2 separate regions of the Mus musculus genome follow, and region 1 is linked to region 2. The links are chromatin loops, found by intact Hi-C in ENCODE. Cell type or tissue: left cerebral cortex. All regions are shown on one strand. Links, peaks and the distances in the headings refer to the core of each region. The heading gives the core; the rest is flanking DNA. Region 1 overlaps Aco1 (aconitase 1). Region 2 holds the start of Topors (topoisomerase I binding, arginine/serine-rich).

Region 1 (8,330 bases), core at 157-8,156, 86 kb before region 2:
ACCAGCTGACACGGCTCTTCTTTCTGAGGTCACAACTGCAGTGGTCTTTGTTTTTTCAGGGGTGGTCCAACTATGGGACATCAGTCTCTGTGTTGTTATTATAAGGGACAGGACAGGGTGGCAAAGGGTGAAAAATGAGAAGGTTAAGGACGTAAACATACCAGAGAGACTTCTTTTTTTGTTTGTTTGGTTTTTTGTTTTTTTGTTTTTCGAGACAGGGTTTCTCTGTGTAGCCCTGGCTATCCTGGAACTCACTCTGTAGACCAGGCTGGCCTCGAACTCAGAAATCCGCCTGCCTCTGCCTCCCAAGTGCTGGGATTAAAGGTGTGTGCCACCACCGCCCGGCTCCAAAGAGACTTCTTATATTTTTGGTTGTGAGCCTAGCCTTTAACGGCTGAGCCATCTCTCCAGCCCCCAAAGAGACTTCTTAACATGACTGCTGGCCTACCCTCTGTGACTTGGGTGCCCCCTCCCACCTACTGATTGACACTTCTTCGTGGCAAGCTTTATTAAGGCAGCTGAGCTGTTTAAAGGCCAAGGCCATCGTTGTTACAGTCCTAGAAAGAACTGAAGGCACGGCCATGTCAGTGGTTCTGCTTCTCCAGTGATTTACTTAATTTTCTGGGGAAAAACTGAATCCATATTTTTCCAAGCATCCAAGATTAGAAAGCTAACCAGGCTTGGGGTCCCCAGTGTTCGTGTATCAAGGGAAAAAAAGTTCTCATTGAGTAGTCAGACTGTTTTCTGCAGTGATGGATTCTGGGTCTATCCTTCAGTAGAAAGCCCATCTCAGCCTGCAAGCCATATGTGAGCTACTCTACAGAGTAGGGAGTGGCAGAGAGCAGGCAGCCTATGTTCACCCTGTCTAAGGCTTCAAAGAGTCCTGCCAGCCCATGCCACTCCCGTGCCCATCTTATTATTGGGAAATGACTCTTGCACAGGGTAGGAGGATTGCTGGCTCCCTGGTTTTGGAGCGTGCCTGCATGTTTATTTGGCTGTTTGTTGTTGGGATGTTCTAAGGGCTCGGGTGTGGTTGTGCTGTCTCTTTGTGAAGTCTGTGATTGCTTTTGGCTTGGGTGCACAGGTTGTGGAGTTAGATCTGAAAACAGTTGTGCCTTGCTGCAGTGGACCCAAAAGACCTCAGGACAAAGTCGCGGTGTCTGAGATGAAAAAGGACTTTGAAAGCTGCCTTGGAGCCAAGGTAGGGCCTCTGGACTCTGCCTGTGTCTTAGGTCCAGGCTTTCACAGCACCTTGTTATGAGTCTTCCTGAAGCCTTGTGCCAAGGGCATTTCTTCTCTGTCCTAAATGCTTTCATGATTCCCACGTTAGCTATGGGCCCTGTGGCTCCCCGCACTGTGTGCCTGCCTATAAATACAACCCGTTTATGCGTTTTCACAGGAAACCCATTTTCTACAGTGTCGTTGGCCCTATTCACACACACTGTTTAGGTCCCTGGACTTTAGTTCTTGCCCCTGTGTGTGGATGCCTCTGCTCCATCTCCTGACATCCTGTTCGCTCCATAAAGTTCTGCTCAGATACCCTTCTCTGTAGCATGACCCCAAGCATCTCCTAGCAGGAAGTCATCTTTCCCTCACCTGAAACGTCATAGCACACAGCCTGAAGCCCATCGGGTGAGGTGTCTTTTTCTTTCATTTAGATTGTTGCATGTGTGGTTTCCCCACTGATCTGTGCCTTTGAGCATAAGATTTGCATCATGATCGTCCCGTTACCCCACAAAGCTCCCAGCATGTCTGCTGCTCAGTGAGGGGCTCCCAGATGAGAGGTTGAGATGGATCTTACCCACAAGGCATCAGTGTTAGTTACCAGATGTTCAGCTGTGCCTTACATTACTGGTGAGAGTAATTGACAGTGACAGTAGCAAATATCACCTCCAAATTTCCATGTGGTCAGAATCAGTAGGCTCAGGCCATACCCACTGAACTGCACACTAATGAATCAGGGCTCTTTGCAGGCTAACTTCGAACTGTGTATAGATTTAATCTCCTAGTCTTACTGGAGGAGGGAAGAAAGCAATTGGTATTAACTTCATTGCTGAGCAAGATTCAGGACTCACAACTGCCTTCGTGAATTTTTAAAAAGTGAAATTTTCTGGGCTATTTCAAAGTCTACTCATAGAAGTGTTTGTTCTGTTAACAGTTGGCACTTAAAATTATTACCAAAGTTCTTCCAGAGTGAGAAGTTCTGGTCATATATATTTTTCTCTTTATAGCAGACTGTGTGTGTCCTATTTCTTTCTTACTACGTGCAATATTTTCAACTTTCCCTTCCCACAGCAAGGATTTAAAGGTTTCCAAGTTGCTCCAGACCGTCACAATGACCGCAAGACGTTCCTCTATAGTAACAGTGAATTCACTCTCGCTCATGGCTCTGTGGTAATCGCTGCCATCACTAGCTGCACAAACACCAGCAATCCATCCGTGATGTTAGGAGCAGGTGAGCGCATCCGCTTTCGGCCTCTTTACAGAGCTAGACACTGACTGGGCCAGAAAATTCCAGTGCAACAAATAGCATCCAATAGAAAATATTTGAAGTAGAATTCATCCTGTTTAACAGCCTTCTTATGTGCTTAGCACAGAAAATAAGGGGCGAGAAGCAGAGGAAGCAGGGTTTCTGCTAACACTTAGAATCTGGGTCTGCCTGAGAAAGAGAGAAGTAGAAGGACCTGTTGCTGTGTCATGGACTTTGTTCCCGTAAGGCCCACCCGGGCAGTGAGCTTTGCACTGTCTTGGTGCACTGGCAGTTGCAGCCGGACTGGTGCAGAGGGCACTGGCCGATCAAACTCCATGCGCCCGGCCTGTTGTGCAACGCTGAGAAGCAGTTAATAGTTACATGCAGAGCTCAGTGCCAGAAGAGCTCCTTAGTTCAGAGGTTTGGTCATCCTGGAGAGCCTCCCTTGGGTCCAGAGACCAGAGCCAAGAGTTCTTTCTTAGTGGGCCAAAGGGAAACCTTATGAGAGTTCATCTTTGCCACCTCACTTTATGTGCTTTCCTGGAGTGGACCAGTTTTATCAGGTAACATCAGCAGTCCCTCGTGGGCCTTGTCCCCCTGCTCCCACACCTCTTCCCCTCATGTCTTCCCCACAGCTGTCATTCTTCTGGAGTCAGAGTACAGGCTATCCCATCACAGTCCAGGGCCCAGGGCCTCTGATCTTCTGCTTTATCAATATCTGTGTTCTAGATCTGTTGTCGGCTGCCTGGATTCGCTGTCATTCAGTCCACAGTTCATGTATCTCAGAAAAGGCCTTCCCAGTTACAATTTTTTTTCTAAATCCAAACAGATAATTTTAGATGATTTTTCCCTCCAAACTTTAAAAACACATTTTATAAAACATTCCTGACTGGCCTGGATTTATTTTATTTTATTAGTTGATTGTTTTTGGTTTTTGAGAACTTGCAGTGTCCACCAGTTCGGTCTAACCTCGCAGAGGTTCTGCCTCCTGGTTGCTGGGAGTAAAGATGTGTGCCACCGTGCCAGGCTGTGATTTGTATTTGTTAAAAGGAGCGAGAGGTCCTCCCTCTTGCTTCCTTCCCGAAACTCATTTGGGCTTGCTGCATGCATCCATTGTCTCTGAGTAGTGAACTTTTGATCTGCCAGTCAAGAAGTGTAACTGGAAAAAACCAGGCTTTTTCCTAGTGTGTTCTTAACATATAAATAAAAGGCCACCCATGCTGTGTCTCTGTTCACCGTTTCACAGGATTGTTAGCAAAGAAAGCTGTGGAGGCGGGGCTGAGTGTGAAGCCTTACATCAAAACCAGCCTGTCTCCTGGAAGTGGAGTGGTCACCTACTACCTTCGAGAGAGTGGAGTCATGCCTTACCTGTCCCAGTTAGGGTGAGGAAGAGGGTGTTTGTCTTAGCTTTTGTGGAAGTCCTCTGGCATCTGTGTCTGTGGGTAGCGGTTTGCGCTTATCTGGTGCTGTGTACTTTCATAGCACTCCAACTGCATGGGGCCCATCCATCATACATACAAGAGTGAACCCTGGGCTTCCGTGTGACATCCCCTCCTTTCCCCAGAAGAGGGCGCCGTTCGTCATTTGTACTGAGATGAACCGCGAGCTGGTTGGTAGTGGCTGTGCAATTGTCTGCATTTTGGCATGAAAAGTAGTTACTTACATGGCTGCAGTCGTCTAGTCCTTGAGCCAAAGGAGTGATTAGATGCCAAAACGGTTTCTCCCATTACTGTGTTAGTTTGAATAGTATCTGTTTTCCCCGTGTGTTTTGTAAAATTCAAAAGGTTTGGGGAACTCACAACAATAGGAGATAGGGACGTTAAATGACACATCTGGTTTAAGCTTTTCAGTATTCCGAATCATTCAACTCCTGTGTTAACAAGCTTTAAAATGTCAGTAGCATCCTGTCTTAAACTCACTCCACTCCCATTCCTTTATGACCTGTGGCCTCCGGGAGGATTCCAACAGTGGGGCTCACTGAGCGGACATTTCCTATGCTTTGATGCCTAGGTTTGATGTGGTGGGCTACGGCTGCATGACCTGCATCGGCAACAGTGGACCCCTTCCTGAACCTGTGGTCGAGGCAATCACCCAGGTAAGTCCAGTGGTGTGTGTTCTGCAGACCTCTTGTCTGACGTCACGTAACATGTGGCAAATTCTCGAAGTTTGAAGACAGTCCTTGGGACTGGGATGTGGCGACATATATGCTTTAGAAGTAAGATTGAGAGAGAAGTCAAAGCTGTGTAACGTCGGGCAGCTAAGTTAGCTGGCTTGTGCCTTGGTTTCCACAACTGTAAACTGGAGATGCTATAGCAGAGTTTTAGAGAGTGCTGAATGGAGGGACTCTCGCCAGCCCAAGCATGGCAAACACAGCTCAGGAAGGCCTTGCCCTTCGCCCCATTCCATCTGCCTTGTTAAAAACCATCTATTCCCTTATTTGGCCACTCCCTTCCCCTGAGGCTGACTACCAAGGTCTAGCTATCAAAGTATTAAAGTCCAACAGTCAAATCCCCCTTTGCCCGTCCTAATCATGTGCAATCAAAATTAAACAACTCATCCTAACATAGGGCTTCCCCCTTTACAAACTGCCATTTCCCTGTGCCACATCTATCGCCTCTCTATCCAGAGATAGTCCTCTGTCATGGGCTCCCCGACACACAGCCCAACAAATATCCCTCCCCCTCTCCCTCATCCTCTGTCTCCTGTCTTCGTCTCTTCTTCCCTGCCCTGTGACCCTCTGGGGCAAATAAATGTACTTTGTTCTGAGAACTTGGTCTTGGAGTGTCTTGAGGGTCCCTGCACTGAGAATGATGTTAATAACAGTGAAGTGCTTAGCACAGTGCCTGACACACAGGCGAGGGCTCAGACCATGCTGGCTTGGATGACAAGGAGCTCTAAACGTGTTTGTTAGTGGTCATTTGAAGCTTGGTTCCAGATCATACACACCCCCTTATATAAACTGCCTCGCTTGGTTTGGCTTCTGGCCCCACAGATCCACAGCCCTGCTGAAAAGCACTGTTGGACCCGTCACTGTGGCTTCCTTCAGCTGTCACCCTTTGACCTTTCTTGGTAGTCTAACCTGGTCGTAGACTCCTGCAGTAAAAATTACATCATATGCTGACCCATCTGGTATTTTCTGAAGAACAGAAATGACTGTCCACTGCTCCCTGCATGTGACCTGGAACATCTCTTTCCCTTTGGTATACCCCTCCATGCCCTCCTCCCGGTAGCAGACCTGAGGGAAGGGTGGCTGACGTCTTTGTCCACATGATGTGAGTGCTGACCTGACAGAAGCCTAGGCAGTGCCTTCCTTGTGAACTAATAGTTCTCTTGCCTCACACAGGGAGACCTCGTAGCTGTTGGCGTTCTGTCTGGGAATAGGAATTTTGAAGGCCGAGTCCATCCTAACACACGAGCCAACTACTTAGCATCCCCCCCTCTGGTAATAGCATATGCGATTGCAGGCACCGTCAGGATTGACTTCGAGAAAGAGCCTTTGGGTAAGATTTGGGGGGGTTGTGACTCTCTAGCGAATTGAAAAATAGACTGGAAGGAAGTTGCTGCTGTTAGGAGCGTTCTGGCATGCATCTTTAATCCTAGGACTCAGAAAGCAAAAGGAGGCAAAGACTCTGTAGAGATGAGACAAAGAGGTCTCTTCACTGTTCTTCTGGGTACAGCCAAAAGACAAAAGAAGAAACAAGACTCTGATAGGGGTGGTTGATTGCAAAAAGAACGTAAAGCCCAAACATATTAGCAATTTGTCATTCTGGATTCTTCAGTGATCTTTGGCTTGCCTCCTCTGGCCTCCTGAGGCAGGCTTCCCGTTACTGCGCACCCTGTATGCGCACACTCCAGGTGTTTCAGAGTCTCACAGTCCCAAGTGCTGCTTTGCCCTGGGTTTTTGCTCTCTCTGTATCCTCACTCCACCCTTTGGAGATTCAATGTGGCAGGCATCCCTTAGATTCCCATTTGAAAAATCAAACTCCAGCTACAGTTGACCCTCCATGGCTTTGGATTCTACGTTTTCAATTATCCCTGCTCACTAAGATTGAGTAAATCAATATTCCCAGTGTTGTCAGGGAGACGTGAGCTTGGGGGGGGTGGCAATCTGACTCACCCAGTACACATCGTCAGTGTGCCACAGCCAGACACAGCATCACTCTGCCCTCTTGTCTCGGCTCTTTTATCTGTAAGCAAATGTCCTTTTCATAGTCAGTGACGTTGCTTTCACTTTAGATAGCCTGGAGCATAATCTTGAACTGGCATCCAGTGTTCTACACACAAGAAACCAGTGGTGTGCCTGACATTGACACGGCCTTCAGTCAGGCACAATGTGTGTGCTGTTGGGTCTGAGTTCCCAGTTAAGAACAGTATTGTAGGCCTTCCTCAGTGTCCATAGAGCATTGGCTTCAGGAACCTCTGAGGATATTGAAATCTGCCAGAACTCAAGTGCCTAATAGCGAACGAGAACGTATTTCATATTAGTCACAGACCACCTCTAAGCCACTCATGACAGCTATGACTCTGTCAACGCTGTATAGATGTCGTGTAGGGAAGAACGAGAGGGGAGACGTACAAGTTCAGTGCAGACACTCTTTGTTTTCTGCTTTCAGTCTGTAGTTGATTGAATTAACAAGTTCGGCGCCTACAAGTTAGAGGCCCAGCTGTATGTAAGTGTCTGTAAATAAGAGAGCATATGCTGTGTGATAATGAAAATGGGTGTTAGAGATTTTCTCATCAGCAACATGTCTTCCTCAGGAGTGAACGCACAGGGCCGGCAAGTGTTTCTGAAGGACATCTGGCCCACGCGAGATGAGATCCAGGCGGTGGAAAGGCAGCATGTCATCCCCGGGATGTTTAAGGAGGTCTATCAGAAAATAGAGGTGAGACTCACCATGGCACATGCGCGCACAGGAAAGCATTTATTTTGGGTTATCTCTGCAGACCTCAAGGCTAATAGGAGCATAAGCTATAGAGAGAAATATCTCTTGCTTTCTTTGACTGGAAGTGTGTTCTTGGTTATTCTTCACCCAGGATGCACAGATCAGTTTCAAGGAATGGCACAGGCCTCAATAGCAGTCTTTAGGTCTGCTATAGCTCCACTTTTTTTCAGACATCCTGGCATGTCCCTGTGTTGAGGACCACGATGGCCCCTATCTTTTGTCACTGGAGTGGAGTGAGTTGATTGAATGTGCCTCTCAAAGAATCATTTGAATATTAAAAAAATAAAAAAATCAGAATGTGCCAACTTGTTGAAATGGGGGTGGGGGGGGGACATTGTACATTTTAAAATAGGAGAAAAGTTGGGCATGGCAGCTCATGCCTTTAATCCCAGCACAGCACCCAGAAGGCAGAGGCGAGTGTATCACTGGGCATTGGAGACTGGCCTGATCAATAGAGTGAGCCCCAGGACAGCCTGGATCTACGAAGTGAGACCCTGTCTCAAAGTAACTAAATGAATAAATAAATAAAACAGAAGAAAATGAGTGGGAAAAGAGCCTCGGTAATGCTCGTCCCTGATGGCCAACGTCTTCTGGCCAGGGTGATGGTTTGAAATGAGAATAAGATTCTAAGATGGGGTAGTAGGCATGGAATCCTCTCATTGTTCCCTCCACAAGCTACTCACTGGGAAATAGCGTCAGGGGGCTTTGTCAGCCATCGACAAAGATCAAGTTAAGGATCTATGAAGAAAATTCAAGCCAACTTAGATACACAGTTGCTGTCATTTGCTATCTAGTGTCCATGTAACCTGGAAGCCCCGTATTTTAAGAAAACATATCTGCTATCTGTTGGTTCCATCATGGATGGGGGTGGGACTCACGAGGCCCCATCCCTCCCTGATGAGCGGTGGCTTGGAGAA
Region 2 (8,330 bases), core at 237-8,236:
TGACTTAGTTAGCTAACACACGGGGGACTTTAATGGGAGGAAAAGATCAGTAAATTTCAAGATAAAACATATTTTATCTTAATTTGTTTCTCTGGAAGGCAGAATTTTAGTGTTTACTGAACATTTCTAATTCACACGAAACTTACAGCTTAGACCTGGGGATGAGTATAGGAACTAAGTGGTAGCCCTGCCTGGACAGGCAAAGCAGCCCTGGTTTCTAGTCCTAGAACTTAAAAAAGAAAAATAAAGGGGGAAAACAATAATCATACACTATATATCTAAACAAAACTCTGAAGTCACATTAGCCATGACCTCTGTGATGTAGTAACTGAAATGCCCACCACTGACAGATAAACACAATGTGGTTTAGTACTATATCAACATGGTCAAAACCCAGGCAGCGGAAGTCGTCTGCAGAAGGGGAGAACCTCCAGACGGCTTTGCAATGCTCCTCTCCACCTTGGCAAGAGGAGTGCAGACTCATTACTAGCCATCACATTCCACCTGTGAGAACGAGCACCCGTGATAGCCCAGCCAGAGATGGGACACCTGTACCAAACTTCCTCCCACAACACCCAGGGAAAATTAAGCAAGGGTGGGAAGACAAAGCCAGAGCCAGAGGTTCGAGAAGCTCAAGATATGCTGTGGCTGCTGCACGATACTCACAGCTGTGGTCACCTGTCTAAGTCCAAGCCAGTTAAAAATTACAGCATGGGGTGAGGGAGATGTTTTACAAAGGACCCAGGTCAGTACCCCGGAGGTGGCAACCACAATCAAACACCAACGTGAGTGTGAGTTCAACTACAATGATGACGACGACCAAAGAACTCCCAAAGCCCCACTCTTAACTGAAGGTCTTTAGGTAGCTGATGGTTGCTGTGGGAAGTCACTTTCTTTGAGAAGTGGCTACTGGTAGACCGCCCAAGCCCCTCTGGATAACCCTACAGCTATATGGATATAAGCAGCACTAACAGGACCCAGTGGCTTATATAAAAAACATGTGAACACAAAATTACTTAGTGATAAAAGTAATAAAGTACTGAATGCTACAACATAACATCTAATAAATGACACACACACACACACACACACACTGTATGGTACCATTCATACACATGACCAAAGTAGTTCAATAAGGAGGAAAAGATGCCTTGAGCTGATGAGATTTTCTGAGAAGACCAAACTGTTCCGTAATTACACTTGGGTGATAACTGCATGCCTCGGTGAATACACTAACAACTATAGTGGGGAGGTAGGGAACAGGCAGACTGGGCGGCGATGTACTTGCAGAAGACGTCCTGACTTTAGCAGCAAAGATGGACCCATTTAAATTTTGTATTTTGTATTCTAGACGGAAGCCTTGTAAACGTTCCTCTACCCTACTAACCTAAGGATCAGGGCTACAAACCAATACCTCCAGAGCAGATTAATCAGCTCTTCATAAAAAGCCAAGTCCAAAGGGAAATCTATTATTACTTTAGGATACACTCAACTTTTCCTTTTTTGATCTTCCAATCTGCTGATTCTAACAAAGATTAAAATCCCCTTTATACCATAATTTTGGGGAAATTTCTGGTAACAGGGTCAACATATCTAGGGAAAATAAATGGAGATCATGAACTTCAGAATTTTCTCCCCCCCACCCCCTTCCAAGTCAAGGCTTTCTACAAAAGTCAGCTTCTAAAGCACTCCTTAGATTATCACTGGACACAGAACTCAATCATCTGACTGCACTTTAATGCAGCACTACTGAAAATAATACTGAGAATTGCCACTTTTGGGGGGTGGGGTCAAGAATAAAGTCTCCCCGTAGCCTGGCTGGCCTGCACCTCATGGATCTGCCTGCCCCCACCTCCTGTGTGCTAGGATTAAAGGCATGGACACCACATCCAACTAGAATCAATACTTCTTACTTTGGATCTCCACAAAGATCAAGCTGGGACAAACTTGAAAGTTACTTCTCAAATATTCTCAACTCTAAAATCGGCGTAGTTTGAAAATGCTTGACCCAGGGTACTACTAGGAGGGGTTACACCCTTGTTGGAGGAAACTTGTTACTGTCGGGGTAGGCTATGATAACCTCCTCCTAGCCACCTGGACCAGTCTACTTCTGGCTTCCTTTGGATGAAGATGTACAACTCTCAGCTCTGCCTGCATCATGCCTGCCTAGACGATAATGGACTGAACCTCTGAACCTATAAGCCAGCTCCCATTAAATGTTGTCCTTATTAAGAGTTGCCGTGGTCATGGTGTCTCTTCACAGCAGTAAAACCTTAACTAAGACAGAATACCAATAGTCTTTTGAAAAGGGGGAAAAAAAAGTTGTGTGAAGGGATACAATTTGAATAAGCAAACACTTGGTGCAGGGTTTGATGATGAGAGTTCAACATAGTTGCTTAAGTTATGGAAAAGTTTGATATTGGTAGTGATCATCACCCACACCTCTGACAGTTTCCAAAGATGATAACAATTATATTTAACATATCTAAGCAAAGCAGCTAACAACATCCACAAATAGATAAAACAGAATGACTGGTAAAAAGCAATCTGCATTCTACTTGTAAATCTGAATAGTTTAAAATTTGTTAAGTCCTAAATGACCAAATTTAATTTCTTCTTTTTTTAGTGAGGCTAGACAGAGTTTCTCTGTGGAGCCCTGGCTGTCCTGGAACTCACTCTGTACACTAAGCTGGCCTTGAACTCAGAGCTCTGCCTGCCTCTGCCTCTGCTGGGATTAAAGGTATGCACCACCACTGTCCAGATTGAATTTCAATTCTGGTAATAATAAAATTTAATTGGGACCAGGCACCCTGGAATATTCCTGCATTCCCAGAAGACTGGAATATGAAGGCAAGACGGTGAGAAGACCAAGGTCATCCTTTGCAAAGTAGGGAACTCCAGACCACTCTTGGCTACAAAAGTCCCTGCCCCAAAATAAAAGGGGTGAGGGTTGCTTGGAAGCTAGCCCCGTGAAAGCCTCTCCTTCTAGATACGCATTGAGTGTGACTGACTGAAGAGCCCTGCACTTTGCATTCCATCTATTTCCAAACCCTCAAATCCTCTCAAACGAAACACTCTACCCTGTACTAGCTCAACTCTTAAGACACATACGTTTTTTCCTTCTTTCTCCACTTTAACATAGGACGGTGCCCAGTAGAACTGCTGCTTCCCAGTTCCGGTCTTAATCTCCGTGCCTTCAATCCCGTAACTGCCCCTCTCCAGTCTACCAATCAGAATCAGCAGCCCATGAGCAAAGGGCACTAACTAGATGTGTAATAAAGTCACAAGGCATACAAGCCCTGCCCACAATGTGTAGCACTGCACAACTCCTCTAGCCTTAACAGCTTCCTTAGTCCAAAACTACTGTCTCGGATGGAAAGACAACCACACCATGCATGTTACATAAACACGACCAACTGAAATGCTGATCCCATTTCACAGACAGGGTCCAGGGCTGGGGACCTACCAAGGTCACACTTCCTAACAGTGGCAACTGTTTTGCGCCGACACACAGCTCTATCCCGTATTCAGTTGCGCTCCAGCCCTTCAGGCAGTGCAGGGAGACACTCCCCTCGCTTGCCCACCGGTGCCGATCCACAGGTGCCCTGCAGCGTGGCGACCCCAGCCCTTGGGAGCTCCGGGTGGAAGAAGGCCCAGACCACAGGGCTGCTCCAGGGCCTACTGGAACCCCTCACCCATTGTTCCCGGCCGACTCACCTCCGAGGACGCGGTGGCAGGAACCGCTGGGCCGTTGGAAGCCAGCTCCCGCCGGCTCAGTAAGCTCGGCCGGTGGCGGCAGGATCCGCGAAGGCGTACCCGGCGGCTTCGGCGCCTCCCCTCCTCGGCAGGCACCAGAGGGGGCGCTTCACCCTCCTCGCGAGACAGCGGAGACCCCGGTGGCGGCGGCTGCGACCCCTATGACGTAGAACGTTCATCACCCACAGGCAGTTTGGAGGCGGAGAGAAGGCGAGACCAACCCCCCGAGCCCGCGCAGCAAAACACCGCTCCTCCACCCCCTTCCCCCGAGCTCTGGGCGCATGCGCCAAACCGCTGCCGCACGCAGGAGGCGGGACGTTACGGCACAGACCCCGGACCCTGCCCTGCCCCCACCGCGGGGGGGCACAGCACAAACTCCACAATCACAACCAAATATGCAGAAAGGCTGCCTCAGTATCAGTGGAACCTCACAAACTTCAACAAGTTGTTAGGATTCTCTATGGTGCCACGGGAACTGGACTGAGCTCCCAGAGCACCCTGGTCCTTCCGTCTATTTCAGCTGGGTTGACCATCAGGCATTTCTTTTACCCCGCCATAACTCCCTGCGGCCCGCTTCCCTCTTTCCACTCTCGGAAATCTACACTAAAAATGTATCTGACACATCTGCGCCCAAAGCCGAGCGGCCCAGCCTCTGCCGGCCAGGCTTCCACTCTGCACACCACCAGCATCCTGATAGTTGGCCTGCCAAGCTGCCTTTCTCGGGACTTAGTATTTCAAACTTGCTGCAGTCCCAAGCATTCGACAAACTGCCCGTCAACACTTGTTGGCCGGCAGATCCACCATGCGGGCTACCTGTACAACATATTTGAAAAGATTTCCAGCCATCAGCGATAATATTCTGTTTGTTCTTGGTGAACGGCTCAACTAACAGTTCCCAACGATGTTTTTGTTACGTAAAAGATGTTTAAGTCAAGCATAAACATATGAAGGTCTATCCGCATTTGGTGGAAACCGATGTGGGTGTGGGACGGCAACTTTGATTCTTCCACCGTGGACTATTTTCCAATAAACTTTTATATGCACACGATGGCACACTATCTTGTATTAATACCGCACTGCAAATGCAGGATAAAGCAGTTAAGGAATTCCTATGTGAGCGCAAAAAAGGCGCGATCTTCACATTTTCTCTTTTATTCCCTCTGCTGCCTGAAAGGCGGGCTAGGCCCGGATCACGTGATGTGTTCCAACTCCGGGCGGAAGCCCGCGGGAGCGCGCAGAGTCCCGCTGAAAAATGGCTGCTGCATCGGGGTGCAATGCGCCCGCGAGCAGGCTGTAGGGCCCTTGCCACCCCGTCCCCGCTGCTCCCTTACCATGAGGCCGATGAGTCGCCGAAGCCTGGACTGGACTTACTCCCTGGTAGGTACCGAGCAGAGCGGAGCTCCAGAGCGCACCATGGCAGGGCCCGCGAGCCGAAGGTAGACTGTTGGCTCGCAGCTTGGAACTCCAGAACCCATTCCTAAATTGAGCGTTCACGCCCTGCCCTCGGCTCCGCCTCTTCCTGGAGGACACGCTTTTCCGCCTCTGACGTCAGGGGTTGCAGGCCTGCTTGCCTCTGGGCTGCACTGTGTTAGAGGCATGTGATGCCTTTCCACCTGTAGCTGCTTGCTCGGGCTACACAGGGAAAGGACCCGGCACATTGATTTCTTCTTTTTGCTTTTCCTCCCCTCCTTTTAGTTGCTCCTTGCAATCGTCTTGCTCTCTTGGGGATTCGTCATCTATGCATCGACTGTAGCTGCACGACGACAACTACAGAAGGAGTTTCCAGACAAGTTCTTCTGAACGAACTTTTGTAATTCTTAGCAAACACTTCTTTTCTTCAGATGGCACCTATGTAGACTCAAAGTAAAATTCACAATACAAATTTGCGTGTGGCCTTTTGTGATAAGCGTTAACATGCCAATTTTTCAAAATGATCGGACAACACCCCCCCCCCCCTTTTTTTTTTTTCGAGACAGGGTTTCTCTGTATAGCCCTGGCTGTCCTGGAACTCACTTTGTAGACCAGGCTGACCTTGAACTCAGAAATCCGCCTGCCTCTGCCTCCCGAGTGCTGGGAGTAAAGGCGTGCGCCCCCACGCCCGGCTCTATTTTGTATCAGGTCATAGCTTTTCATTCTAGTGCTCAAACACTTCACATCCTCATGTCAAATCAGTATGTAAACAACACTGTGACTAAAATGTGTTTTGCATCCTGTTTATCAAAATGGACAGAAAAAAGTAGCTAATAGCTCTGTTTAGTATTTGTCTTTTTACTGTTAGTCTCAAATCATAGAACCTTTGGACAGTAACACGGACAGTGATAACACTCTGAGAATAAGCTTTATTAATTACTTTTCCAGGAAACAGATTCAGTAAATACAGCACTTTAGGAACATACTTGTGCTGTTACACAAGTCTGTTAAGTTTTTAAGGACTCTTCAATGATGTTGATCAGGAAAATCTCTCATTGGTGGAATTACTTCTCCAGTCTCCAGAATTGTATCACCCTAGGGAAAACAGGAAGTGTTTAATAGAGATTTTTCACCAAATATACATTTCATTGTAAATATTCCAACATTTGCTCAACACAATAAATGACTATAAAGATACTTTCTTTACATTTGTTAAATTTAAGCCAGGTCTGATGGTGAATTAATCCCAGTGCTCTAGAGGTAGAGGCAGGCAGATCTCTAGTTTGAAGCTAGCTGGTCTACATAGCAAGTTTCAGGGCAGACAAGACTACATAGATCGACCCTGTCTTAAAACAAACAAAAAAACAACAAAAAGAATCCCCAAAAAAGGCCATTAAAATTATTTTGCATTTTACCTAAAACATTTCAATTTAGGTGCTAATTTTTTACTTGTACTGATTTGTAAATGAAGCTAAAAAAGATTAATCAAACTATTACATGAGGACTTAAAAATTAAAAGGCATACTAAAGTGCATATTTAGACGGTAGACTGTAGTTCTGAAGCATGGATATACTTGTGAGACTATCTATCTCCACAATCAAGGTAATGACATCCTTCTGATTACAAGATTTAGTATTTTATTCCTTCAATCTATTGTCTCAACATCCACCTCCAAGTTTCAAAAATACTGTGCATAGATGGTCACTCTATGCTAGTCCATGTTCAGGCACTGCATGAAAAAGCTAGTTATGCTCTATTATTCATTTTAATAAGGGCTGGGACAAACAGACTGGGAGGACAGCCTGACTCATACTAGTCTATCCTATCAGGAAGAAGGAAACTTGTTCTGTTAAGCCAGAGACTTGGAACCCTGTCATGGCCTGGTCTATTCTAGAGGACACAGACGGTCTTCAGTTTCTCAAAAGAGAGACTCTGGGGCTGGTGAGATGGCTCAGTGGGTAAGAGCACCCGACTGCTCTCCCGAAGGTCAGGAGTTCAAATCCCAGCAACCACATGGTGGCTCACAACCATCTGTAACAAGATCTGACGCCCTCTTCTGGAGTGTCTGAAGACAGCTACAGTGTACTTACATATAATAAATAAATAAATCTAAAAAAAAAAAAAAGAGAGAGACTCTGGAACTGGTCAACAACACAGACACAGAACAGGACAGCTGTAGCAAAAGAGGACATTCAGAAAATAAAGAAATGCTACGAAACCACTGACATGGCTTTGTAAACAGAGCCTGTCTTCTCCTTTGACCATGAATGGCATCATAAACATATAATTAAATAATCAGGCAAGCAAAGAATAAATAAATATTAGTCAGCTAACAAAACCATCAAGTTAATGCCCAACTTTGAGGCTGCCTGGGGTCTGACATACACTGATTACAGGACATTTCTTGTTAGTTTGTAAAGCAGAGTTCCAGGGTGGACTGTTAGCCAAATTTGATGGTTCTCCCTAAAAGTCTCCTTTTGCGGCTCTTAACAGATAACTGTAACATATGCTACTTAATTTAAGTTTCAATTTACCATTATGGAGGCTCATTCATTACTCACATAGTAGCAGTCATTTATTGCGTTGAACAACTTGAGTACTAGTATTAAAGGCATGAGGGAATTTTTTAAATTACTTTTAGAGCTTACATCTTTGTAACATAAAATTGAAATTGACACAAATGTGTCTTAACTTCACAGATTGAGAACTATAAGCATAAAGCCAAAGAAGTTAGAATCTGGGAATGACAGAACCTCAGCTGTTAGCTGCCTGTACATCTATCTCTTCAGGCTCGTGCTGTAATTCTTGACCCCTGAGAAACCTGGTGGTGCCTCCTACTGTAGGGCAGTCAAGGTCATCAAACAAGGTGGAGACATACAGTATCCGCTCCTCATTTTCCACCATCACACCAGCCCTCCTCCCTTCCTCCTATGATACACAAACTGCATTTAAGCTGACAGTAAGAAAAGACCATTTTATTGTGATGAACTTGGCAATCACTTGTAGAAGTGGGGAGGGATAACATACAAGCAAAAAACTGGAATTTTGAGACTTACTGGAAATATCCTGGGCTTCGAGCTAACAATGGTGTATGGTTTAGTCTGCAATAAAAATAAATCTGTGTAAGTTACAGGGTTAGAAATTTTCTGAAAATATGGTAGAT

Evidence for each region. Hi-C counts contacts between places; a loop is a spot of excess contacts. Peaks named below come from ENCODE experiments on the same cell type or tissue, not always from the same donor. Only the 100,000 strongest peaks of a DNase experiment are listed, where the experiment ranks them.
Region 1: a loop joins it to region 2, with 2.2 times the contacts of the local background. A loop is called at or near these places in 3 of 42 quality-filtered maps.

The regions. Positions count from the first base shown.
Region 1 is chr4:40,179,088-40,187,417 of GRCm38, forward strand. Aco1 (aconitase 1) reads left to right here. Exons shown (of 21, transcript NM_007386.2): 10 at 1,085-1,201; 11 at 2,296-2,455; 12 at 3,717-3,852; 13 at 4,481-4,565; 14 at 5,814-5,970; 15 at 7,229-7,353. Among named protein-coding and RNA genes, the nearest start is that of Aco1, 40 kb to the left of the region's middle. In left cerebral cortex, for the core only: a CTCF peak has its summit at 4,023 (motif pointing right); a DNase peak (open chromatin) is centred at 4,030.
Region 2 is chr4:40,264,587-40,272,916 of GRCm38, forward strand. It overlaps Topors (topoisomerase I binding, arginine/serine-rich), which reads right to left and starts at 5,255. Exons shown (of 3, transcript NM_134097.3): 1 at 5,088-5,255; 2 at 3,718-3,915. The coding sequence starts at 5,090. It overlaps Smim27 (small integral membrane protein 27), which reads left to right and starts at 4,993. Exons shown (of 2, transcript NM_001349093.1): 1 at 4,993-5,133; 2 at 5,452-5,642. The coding sequence starts at 5,089. The coding sequence ends at 5,556. Ndufb6 (NADH:ubiquinone oxidoreductase subunit B6) reads right to left here. Exons shown (of 4, transcript NM_001033305.3): 3 at 8,224-8,268; 4 at 6,005-6,261. The coding sequence ends at 6,193. In left cerebral cortex, for the core only: CTCF peaks have their summits at 3,872 and 7,277; DNase peaks (open chromatin) are centred at 3,347, 3,996, 5,013 and 5,258; H3K4me3 peaks cover 2,862 bases; H3K27ac peaks cover 2,242 bases.